Regions from separate parts of the Mus musculus genome. Here region 2 is linked to region 1. A link is a loop called in an ENCODE intact Hi-C map of the cell type or tissue named here. Cell type or tissue: left cerebral cortex. All regions are shown on one strand. Each heading gives the region's core, and the rest is flanking DNA. Links, peaks and the distances in the headings are about the cores only. Region 1 overlaps Thumpd3 (THUMP domain containing 3). Region 2 overlaps Setd5 (SET domain containing 5).

What was found. Hi-C counts contacts between places; a loop is a spot of excess contacts. Peaks named below come from ENCODE experiments on the same cell type or tissue, not always from the same donor. Only the 100,000 strongest peaks of a DNase experiment are listed, where the experiment ranks them.
Region 2: it touches region 1 in a loop (3.0-fold over the local background); 1 of 42 quality-filtered maps calls a loop at or near these places.

Annotation. Positions count from the first base shown.
Region 1 is chr6:113,054,699-113,060,080 of GRCm38, reverse strand. It overlaps Thumpd3 (THUMP domain containing 3), which reads right to left. Exons shown (of 10, transcript NM_008188.3): 4 at 3,966-4,442; 5 at 1-126. Among named protein-coding and RNA genes, the nearest start is that of Thumpd3, 11 kb to the right of the region's middle. In left cerebral cortex, for the core only: a CTCF peak has its summit at 2,977 (motif pointing left); no DNase peak of the experiment used is centred there.
Region 2 is chr6:113,143,063-113,148,444 of GRCm38, reverse strand. It overlaps Setd5 (SET domain containing 5), which reads right to left. Exons shown (of 22, transcript NM_028385.1): 18 at 4,362-4,832; 19 at 707-1,005. Among named protein-coding and RNA genes, the nearest start is that of Lhfpl4, 50 kb to the left of the region's middle. In left cerebral cortex, for the core only: no CTCF peak of the experiment used is centred there; a DNase peak (open chromatin) is centred at 2,990; H3K27ac peaks cover 656 bases.

The DNA of each region.
Region 1 (5,382 bases), core at 298-5,297:
CATCCCATAGGCAAGAGTTGACCTAAGAGTTGTAGGTCCAAAATGTGTAATATTTCTGCGATGGAGACTCTCTTCTGTCAGTGCAATAGCAACAATGACTTCATTATCATGGATGTTCAGGAGAACCTACATCAAATTAGAGACAAACGAGAAAGTCAACAGTCTTCGAACTGTACCTACTAACAAGACCCTTAAAAACAATCCAGGGCCTTATCTGGCTGTGGTACTACCTCCCAAGTGCTCTAACTAATCCCAGCACTTAGAAGGCAGAGGCAGGCGGATCTCTGTAAGTTCAAGGCCAACCAGGTCTACACAGTGAGTTCCAGGGCAGCCAGGACTAGATAGAAAGACTGTCTCAAACAAACAACAACAAAATAAATAAATAAATAAATTTAAAAGAGTAAAATAAACAGAGCCTTGAAGCCAAAATTGGCTTGAATTCTTAGATAGGCTAGCTGGACTGAAACTCAAAATCCTCTTGCCTCTGCCTCATAAATGCTGTGATCACAAGAAAGAGATACATGTCTTCCTTATTAAGACTTTTTGAATTAAGATAAAAACAACAAAACCAGGGCTAGGTCTGAGGTGAGCCAATGGGAAGAGTACTTGCTTGGCAAGTATGAAGATCTGAGTTTATCCCTGGAACCCAAGTAAAAGCCAAGCATGGCTTATACATACATAACAGCCACAACACAGAGAACTTTCTTTTCAGAACATTTTAAATTTTTATTCTATGTGCACAAATGTTTTGCCTGAATGTATATCTGTGCACCACATGCACACTTGGTGCCCATGGAAGCTAGAAAGAGGTGTGTGATCCCTTGGAACTAGAGTTACAGCTACCTACCGTATGGGTGCTGGGAATTAAACTTGTATCCTCTGAAAGAGCAGACAATTCTTTTAACTGCTAAGCTATCTTGCCAGCCTATACAAACTTTCTGATTGAATTATACTTTACAGGTTTACTATACAGTACATAAAATTCAGTTATTTGCGTATTTATTTGTGTTTGTGTATGGATTGGGTTTGGGGATCAGAGGACAACTTCTACCATGCATCCTAGGAACTGAACTCAGGTCAGCAACCTTAGTGGTAAATCTGCCTACCTAGTGAGCCCAGAGGTGTAAGCCTTCTGCATATACATTTCAGTGAGCTCTGACCTATACTCAGTACCCTTTACAAAGTTCTCTTTTGTCTCTTTCCTGGGTGATCATTAATCTAACCACTATTATTATAAGTTAGTTGTATCAGTTTTTGGAGTTAACAAAAATGAAATAGTATATGTACTATTTTCATTTAATTTTAAAACATTTTATTCTTTTTACTCCCCCCACACACAGGCTATTAATAAGTTATCTCCCAGTTTTTATTATATGAACATATTTTGATGGTATAGATTTAAAATATGTATGTATGTTTTGGGTTTTTTTTTTTTCTACCACCTTTTATTTTCTCAATACAGGCTTCTCTGTGTAACTTTGGCTGTCTTGGAACTCACTCTATAGACCAGGCTGGCCTCAACTCAGAGATTCATCTGCCTCTGTCTCCCAAATGCTGGGATTAAAGGTGTGTACAACCACTGCCTGGGTGTGTGTGTGTGTTTCACTGTGCCCTTTGGCTGGCATGGAAGTCACTATGGAGACCAGGCTGGCCTTAAAATTAGAGATCTGACAGTCTCTGTCTCCTGAGTCTGGGATCCAAGGCATGTGCCACCACATTTGGTCTACATATATTTTTTAAATTACTACGTGTTTTTGAAGAACACTTCAAACACTTTAACGGTGGCCTCTCAAAACATACCCTTTATCCAAAGCTGACACCACGTCATGTTTGCTTTTATTTTGTTTTCCTAGTAGTTTGTCTTTCTTTCTTTCTTTTTTTTTTTTTTTTTTTTTTTTTTTTTTTTTTTGAGACAGGGTTTTTCTGTGTAGCCTTGGCTGTCCTGGAACTCACTCTGTAGACCAGGTTGACCTCAAACTCAGAAATCTGCCTGCCTCTGCCTCCCAAGTGCTGGGATCACAGGCGTGCACCACCACGCCCAGCTCCTGGTAGTTTTATAACAATGTCTGATTATGACTACCTTTGTCCTAGTTTTCCTAACTCACAAACATTCTAAGAAGATAAAATGTTCCCCAGTATTCCCCCTAAAATGTCCTCATCATGGCCTTACCAAAGGCAGAGGTCTAGAGCTAACACTCTAACATGCAAGGCCCTGTCCTACATATCTTATTCACATGGCCTCATTTCCTAGGAAGCCCTCTGAGCCTGGGACACAGAGACACCAGTTCATACAGGATTTGTCTTCTGTGCTACCTTGGAGACTTCTGGACATGGCCTTTGTTAGCCTCTTTGTTCTTACAGCTGTGTAAGAAAATATAGAATGGAGAATTGTTCTTGTCTGACATTAAAAAAAAAAAAAAAGTTACAAAGAGAGTGATATGCCCCAGGCTTGAGTATCCCAAATGAAACAAAAATTGACTTCTTGGTAAAAATGTCAACTGCTAAGGACCTACATAAACCATCAGAAATTTAAAGAACTCCAATTACCATTATCAACAAAAGTCACCCAGTAGTCACAAGGATACTCAAGCTAACAGGAGGCATTTGGTTTTAAGAACCTAGCTGACTTTAAAAAGAACAAAGCTGGCTCTAGATGAAGATTAGCTCTAAAACCCTGATAGAAGGTTCTGAAAACTATATTCTATTATTGTTTAGTAGCAGAATTTCCAACTAAGGTAGAAGTAAGTTTATTTTAGGTTAAGTTACAATCTAGAAATCCATATAATGTAGAAAAATACTAGATTAGAAATAAGAAGACTGGGGCTGGTGAGATGGCTCAGTGGGTAAGAGCACCCGACTGCTCTTCCGAAGGTCCAGAGTTCAAATCCCAGCAACCACATGGTGGCTCACAACCATCTGTAACAAGATCTGACGCCCTCTTCTGGAGTGTCTGAAGACAGCTACAGTGTACTTACATATAATAAATAAATAATAAATAAACCTTTAAAAAAAAAAGAAAGAAAGAAATAAGAAGACTGGGATATAGTTTAGAAATACATTGCTTGTCCATATGTGCAAGGCTGTAGGTATGAGTCCAGCACCTAAATTTGGAATAAAAAAAAAAGGGGGGGGGGGAAGACTCATCTTTCTTCTGCCGGACATAGCAATGCCAAGGTCAGAGACACACAACACAGAGACAGAGCACACCTTAGGGTTTTGCAAGACAAGGTCTCTACATAGCCCTGGCTGTTCTGGAACTCACTATGTAAGCCAGACTTGCCTTGAAAACACAACAGATCCTCTGCCTCTGAGTGCTAGGATTAAAGACGTGTGCCACCACTACTTGAGTTCTGACAATCTATCCATTGAGTACTTATCATATACCAACAAACTATACCAAACACTTGAAACCATTCCATTTGCCCTCCAGGGTATAGACCTTAAAGGTACACACTATTATTGGCTCCATTTGAAACAGAGGCTCAAAGAGACAATCTTGTCCAAGTCTAGAGAGTTACTGAGTAAAAATTTCAATCAATACCTATCCATCTATCTCCACAAGTCATGCTATTCCTAACATCCTTCTAGCTTTACGGCCACTGTTCAATGGCCCTTGTGCTAGCTGTCTGGAAATTTTACAAATGTATGAGAACCTTTTTTTTCTTTTGTGGGTGACTGTACAAAAGACAGAAGTTTACATTGTCTTTCTACCATTCTACTTTATTTTTGAAACAGTCTCTCACTGAACCTGGGTCTTGCCGTTTCAGCTTGTCTGCTCCAGGACACTACTTGTCTCTAACTATCAGTGCTAGGATTAACATTCATACATTTACTCTGGCTTTTATGTGGATTCTAGGAATCTGAACTCAAGTACTCAAGCTTGCTCAGCAAATACTTTACCCACTGACCCATCTCCCCAGCCACATTACAGATCTTTTTCATCATCAATAAAAGCTAATACCCACCTCTACATCAAAGTTGGTCATATCAGCCTTCCACTTAAAGTACTCTTGAATAGCACCCCCAAAATCTCTCGCAGCCTCATTGGAGGTAAAGCAATGTTTCTCTCCTGCTCTGTTGCAGGTGACTCTAAACTTCTGTACCTGTGGTTCAGTTTCTTCTCTTAAGCTTTGACCAGTTTCATCTTTGCAAGACGACAAGACATCACCTACTAAGGTTGATATCTCTTCTTTGATGGCTGGATTTTCATAATAGTCCAAGATATGTGAATCTGAAGTGCTGCTGGCATGCTTTTTCTTACCATCTTTCTCATCTGCTTTGTCTCCTTGTCCACAGTCAGCCTTCTCTTTACCTGCACTCTGATTTGCCTTTCTGCGCTTTGCTTTCTTCTTCTTGAAAGTGGTGTTAATTTGCCAGACTTTTAAAGGGTCTGACCATGGGAGTTTTCCAGCCAGTTCTTCAAAGTCTCTTAGAACTTCTTCCTGCAAATGATGGAGAATGAAAGCCTTTTGTTTCTCACCATTGTAACTGAACAAATAAGTGCCTACTTTCCTTGTAGACAACTCTGGTCCTTATGATGGGGATGGTGGGAGAGTACAGACCAAAGGATAAACAAGATAATACCTGCAATGAAGGAAATTCCAGTTTCAATGGTGAGGATATATAAACAGTATGCTACTAAAGAAGAATGGAGCAGAGGGCAGATCAGATGCACAGCATTGGGGAAGCAGGTGAATAAAAGGCAGCAGACAGAAAGTAAGACAACATGTCTATAAATGACTTCCTTTCGGATCTTCTGAATTTGGGCAAAAACTATAAGAAGCTTAAAAATATCATCTGTCTAGATTTTAAACAGTATGATTAATTTTTTTGTTTTGTTTTGTTTAAGACAGGATCTCTTCTTTATAGCCTCAAATGTCCTAGACTAGGCTGGCCTAGAACTCACAGCGATCCACCTGCCTCTGCCTCCTGAACGTTGGGATTAAAGGCGTGCGCCGTCGCCCCTGGCTCCCATGATTATCTTTTTAAGAAGTAAACGTGGGGGAGCTCCCCTATGCTGTTCTCCCCTTCACTTGGACTTTCTTTACAGTACTAAGTATGGCCCACAGTTCCTAGGCTCATGCACTTGCTTACTGGCAAGGCCACTCCTCTAAGTCCATGGTGAAAAGACCTTAACTACCTTGACCTTTGCTACAGACCATACACCTACAATAGCAGAGGCACATAAAGGGTGGTTAATATATAGCTGTCAGGCTAGGTTTATTGGCACGGGCTTATAGTCCCAGTTTCTAAGGAACCCGAGGCAAAGTTGCAGTTCAGGCCTTCCTGAGCTACAGAGTGGGTTCAGAGCCAACTGAGATAACACATTAGCACCATATCTCAAAATAAAAAGTAAGAGGGCCAGGGATAGAGCTCAGTGGT
Region 2 (5,382 bases), core at 130-5,129, 89 kb before region 1:
TATTTTATTTTATTTTATTTTATGTGCACTAGTGTTTTGCCTGCATGTATGTCTGTATAAGGGTGTCAAAGATTGGAGTTACAGACAGTTGTGAGCTGCCATGTGGGTGCTGGGAATTGAACCTGGCTCCTCTGGAAGATCAGTTAGTCGCTTAACCAGAGTCGTTTCTCCAGCCTCTAAACTAGACAACTCTTTTCAGACCGTCTTGCATTTCTCTGTATATGCTAGCAGCATGGGACACAGCTCTTTTTCAATTTGAGAAAACCAGAGTCAGCAAGATGGCTCAGTAGGTAAAGGTTAAGTCTGAAGATCTGAGTTCAATCTCCAGAAGAACTATTTCCTTTAAATAGGGAAGAACTATTTCCTTTAAGTGTTCTCTGACCTCCATATGCATGTATGAGTGACCAAGAGTGCATATATGAACGTGCACACAAGGGGTGGGGGAGGGGAGCGATTTGGCTGGACTGTTTACTTACCTCTCATCAAAAAAAAAAAAAAAAAAAATAGCGCGTGGACACCCAAAACCTCACTGTTCAGTGAGTCTCTGAAGGGAGAAGATTTGGCTTACACTAACTAGCTGAACAAACAGATGGCAAATTACCTGCCTGTCTTAGATAAGTGCTCCAAAAACTTCAGGTAAAACTGGAAATGAATGTGTAACTTCCCACCTGAATTTAATTATAAAGCTAATTAAACATAAACTTACCACCTACTGCTGATGTTTTCTTGAGGTCTGCAGTGAGAGGAAGAAGTGCCCCTGGAATCTGACGGGCTTACCGCCTCCAAATGCGATGCAGAGGAATGAGACGGGGAAAATTTTTTGTGAGGGGATGACGGGGTTCCGGCTGAGGATCCCTGCACACCATGGGCACCAGTGTCAGAAACAGAGTTACTGCTGCCTTGCCCAGCTCCTGAAGACTTGCTTTTGCTCTGTGAAGAGTCATTTCCCCCACCAGAATTCTCCTTAGCTTCTTGTTTTCTTTTGCGGTACTCTAGCAAGGATACCTAGATATGAAAAAGAAAATGTATCATTAGTGAGTGGCTTAGGTATCAACTGTAATAGCCTTTACTGTATTTACAGCTGTGTGTGTGCACAGGCTGAGTGCAGGAGTTGGAACACTACTGGAGAGGAGAGCAACAGGCAGTTGTAGCCATCTGCTGTGCGTGTTGGGAACTGAGCTCTGAATCACTGAGGGACCTTTCCAGTCCCTATATAACAATCTTTTTTTTAGGTATAAAAGAGATCTGAGCAGTGCTACAGACTCAAGCCACTCAGAAACTGGTGAGGACAAAAAATATTCTATCAAACAATGGTGCTCAAATAAGACTATATCCTTTTACTTTCTTCAGAGAAACTTGTGAGATTACTATCACCTTGGTAACCTACAATCAGTTATATACCAAAATGGGGGCATCTATAAAAAGTATGGCAGAAAAAACAGAATGCTTTTGTATCCTGGAAAAAAGTTCTTCATTCCTTAGGAACACTTACTCCATTAACAACAAACAAAAATAATCCACAATAAATAAGCTATCACACCAAGAGGAAAAAGCCAGTATTTCAGGGCTCTTCATAATATTCAAAATTTGAAGACATACTATGGGATTTAAGACTATCTGTATTACATATAAGGGAAGAAAGGTATTAAAGAACTAAAGTAAGAAGAAATTATTTTGTTTATATACTTCAGCAACCTGTCTACAACCTAGAAACTTTTTCCCAATCCTCAAACTACCTTCTAATTATTTACTCATATATCATCCTGCTATCAGAAACAAACCTTTTCCTATCCATCCACTACTGTATTCTATTGCCTATTAAATCTACTGTAGAATCTTGGTTTTTTTTTGGTTAATCTGTAAATTATATCATTCACTCATTCATTTTTGTGAGACAGGATCTTTGTAGCTCAGGCAGGCATTGGACTTAGGATCTTCCTACCTCAGTCACCCAGGTCCTGATATCACAGGTATATGGTATCACATATATGCTTTAGCTTTAATAAAATTAAAGTTAGCTTTAATCAAAATTTAATTAAAAAACAAAACAAAACCCCACTTATTAACTATTGTATGTAGGTCAAAGGAGAACCTGGGGAAGTGGTGTTTTCCTCTTACCGTGTGTCTTTAGGATCAAACTCAGATTTGCCAGGCTTGGCAATGTGTTTAGCCCTAAAAAATATTTTATTTACCCATATGTATGTGCTTTCAGAGGGAAGAAGGGGATGTGGGCTGCCTTAGAGCTGGAGTTATTGGTGTTTGTGACTGCTGCATATAGGTGTTAGGTCCTCTGACAGAGCTGTAAGTGCTTTTTCATGCAGAGCCATCTCTCCAGTCATCCAGTCCTTAGCTTTTTTTACTGTTAACATTTAGTACAAAAATCACAAGTGCCCAAATATTTTAGAAATATTTCTGAAACAAATTCTAACTTCAATTACTTGTATATGTAACAAATAAAACTAGAGATGCAAAGATATGTCATGTTATACAATTTCAAAGTCAGTACTGCTCATGTAAGGAAGAGCTCCATTGTCATCCTATTGTGTGCTAGTGTTTCCTTTTCCTATCCAAGGTGCTCTTAATTTTCTGCCTAAGTGTGAAATACCACAAAAATAACAGTAAAAATAATTTTGTGTGTGCCTTTTTACATATAATATTGGAGAAGTTAATAAACTTGGATAATGAACATTATTATAATTGAAATAAAGTCACGAGCCTTTATTTCTATGAGGATATAACTAGTTTCTCTGTAAGACTGTCATACATAGTATACTCAGCTTTGTGAATCCCTAACAATAAATTCATCCAAGTCACCATGACAACCCAAAAATAATCCCAAAACAATATTTAAGGGGGGAAAAGCAGCTGTTAGGTTTTTTGAGTTTTATAAGCCCCAGGCCATGGCAAGATCTCTAAGGTCTGATCTACCCACTGCTCTCTGCACCTGCTTCCTGGTGCTCCCTGGCATTGTAACTGCAGCCAGCTATCAGAACCCATCTGTACCCCAGTGTAGTATCACAGACTGACTGCGCAGGAACACCTCCCTCTTGATGCGCAGGCTGATTCCTACACATCATTTGAAATGTGGCTAAACCTACCGCCTTTCCATTTCTACCCCTCAAATAAGCGAAATAAAAGACTTCTTGTTCATTCCTTAACTTATCCTCTGCTAAGATGTGAACAACTCCTTTGGAGCAACTACAACCACTGTAATTCAGAATCTCCTAGTGCAATTTTCTAGGGAGGCTCTATTAGTGCAGACTCTAGGAGGCAATCAAATCTATCATATAATATTAACAACTAGATTGTGTAATCTGGAATCAGAATCAGGACAGTGCCTTTACTCCTTTGTTTATCTGTTGTTGTTTAACAAGTTATTTAACTAGCTTCAGTTTTCTCATGTGCAAGATAAGGACATTCCCTAATTATATAACCGCTGTGATTACAAAATGAATTACTGAAACAAAACATGGGCCTCTATGTGGCTTGGGTTGGCAAGTACTCATGAAGGTCAAAGAGGTCATCAGATCTCCTGGAGCTGGAGTTCTAAGCATTGGTAAACACTTCAGGCACTGGGAAGTCAACTTGAGTGTTTTGGAAGAATAGTATATGCTCTTAACTGATGACCCAGCTCTTTGGCCTCTGGCATAGAACTTCTCAATCCTTCTGCCTCAACATCATGAATGGGTGCTGGGATTACAAACATGAACAACTACATCTGCCTGGGAAAACACATCTGATGGTCTTAAAGCTATGCCCCAAACTGGGTTCTCTGAGTAACACAGCTTTTGGTATTCTTCCAGTGTGCTAGCCTTTCAGTTGCATACAACAGTTATGTAAAATTTGCTGTGTTTAAAAAACCTGGGATAGCTTTAGCTTTCTAATCCCACTTCAACCTCCAGAATGCTAGGTTCACAGACATGTGCCTCTAAGGCAAGCTAGATATTTGCTTTATTTGTATTTGGGATGCTAAAGATGGAAAGCCTTACTCATGGCTACACTCTTTTACTGACTGCACTTCAGTCCTGCCGGCTATTCACAACACTTTCCAGTTATACTAATAGAGTCTACTCAATTGATGAAGGCTGTGGCTGCCAAGACCGATAACTTGAGTTCAATCCCAGGACCCACATGGTGGAAGCAAAGAACTGATTCCCACAAGTAATCTGATTTCTATGTATGTGCTTTTGGCATGTTCATGCCCCCCCCCCCCCACATAAGCCAAAGAAGTAATGTAATCAAATAAAAGAACTAATTTTTACAGGTCATAGCAAAGAGTAGGACAAGTGTTATGCACTGGAGCTTAGAAAGTTCTGAATTATCTGACTAATATTCTTTAAAAGAGTAACATGAATACTTACCTTTTTCCTTTGCGGTGGGTTCTGAGGAGCAGATGGGACTCCTTCACAGGTCCTTTCACCACCAGGTGACATGGATCCCCGAGAGAGGTCTTTCATAAAGCCATGTTCATATCTGCTGGAAAAGCCTTCAGCAGGGGAACAATATCCTCCATCTAAATGTAAAGGCTTCCTGTCTCCCACCAAGGGAGACCCTCTATACAGTCCATCTGCTCGAGGCATAGCATTCAAAGGGGAGTAGGCGTACATCAAATTGAACTCTGTCCTAAACGCCTGGTCTGAGTTTCTCAGCAAGGTCTGAGGACCATCTCCACTCCTGCTTGGGAAGCCAGCCTCGGAGGTGGGAACAACAGAGGGATGAGAAGCCAGGTCAGGATGATTGCAGTTAAGCAGGGAGGGCCTATCAGCGCAGCTGTGAGTGCTGGAGTCTGGGAATCCCACTTTTGTCAAATCTAGGTCTTTTCGGTGACAAAGCTGAAATAAAAATCAACAGAGATATGGGACATGGTATAACAGAAAAAGTCAAAGGGCAAAAAGGGAATGAAGGCATCAGGCAATTCTGCAAACATGACTACTCTGCTCAGCCTTCATCACATCGTTTGACAGCATATGTGGGGCTGGCAGTGTAGCCAGGGATGTATCTGAGCCCCAAGCACACACACCACAGAAAGGTCTTAAGTTGCTGGCTTCTGATGTTATATATTATTAAATTAGTTTCAATGGAAGGTGTAAGGGAAGGTGGAGAAAAGCAGGAGGTAGTTGAAAAGCCAAGCATGGTAAATTACTCACTAGGAGAATAGCATTAAAGGTTGCAACGAATCCATTCCTTATTTACTTGTACCTTGGATTATGTTTCTCATGCAACATTCTGTCTGTTCAATTCCGTGTCCTCTGCTGTCTATCAATCTATCAAAGAACTGCTAAAGCCTACCGCCAAAAAGCATATCAAAGGCTGAAATGCACCAGTGATAAAACCGACCCATTACTGCTTATCTGTATCGCTTAACACCAACATTCCCTTAAC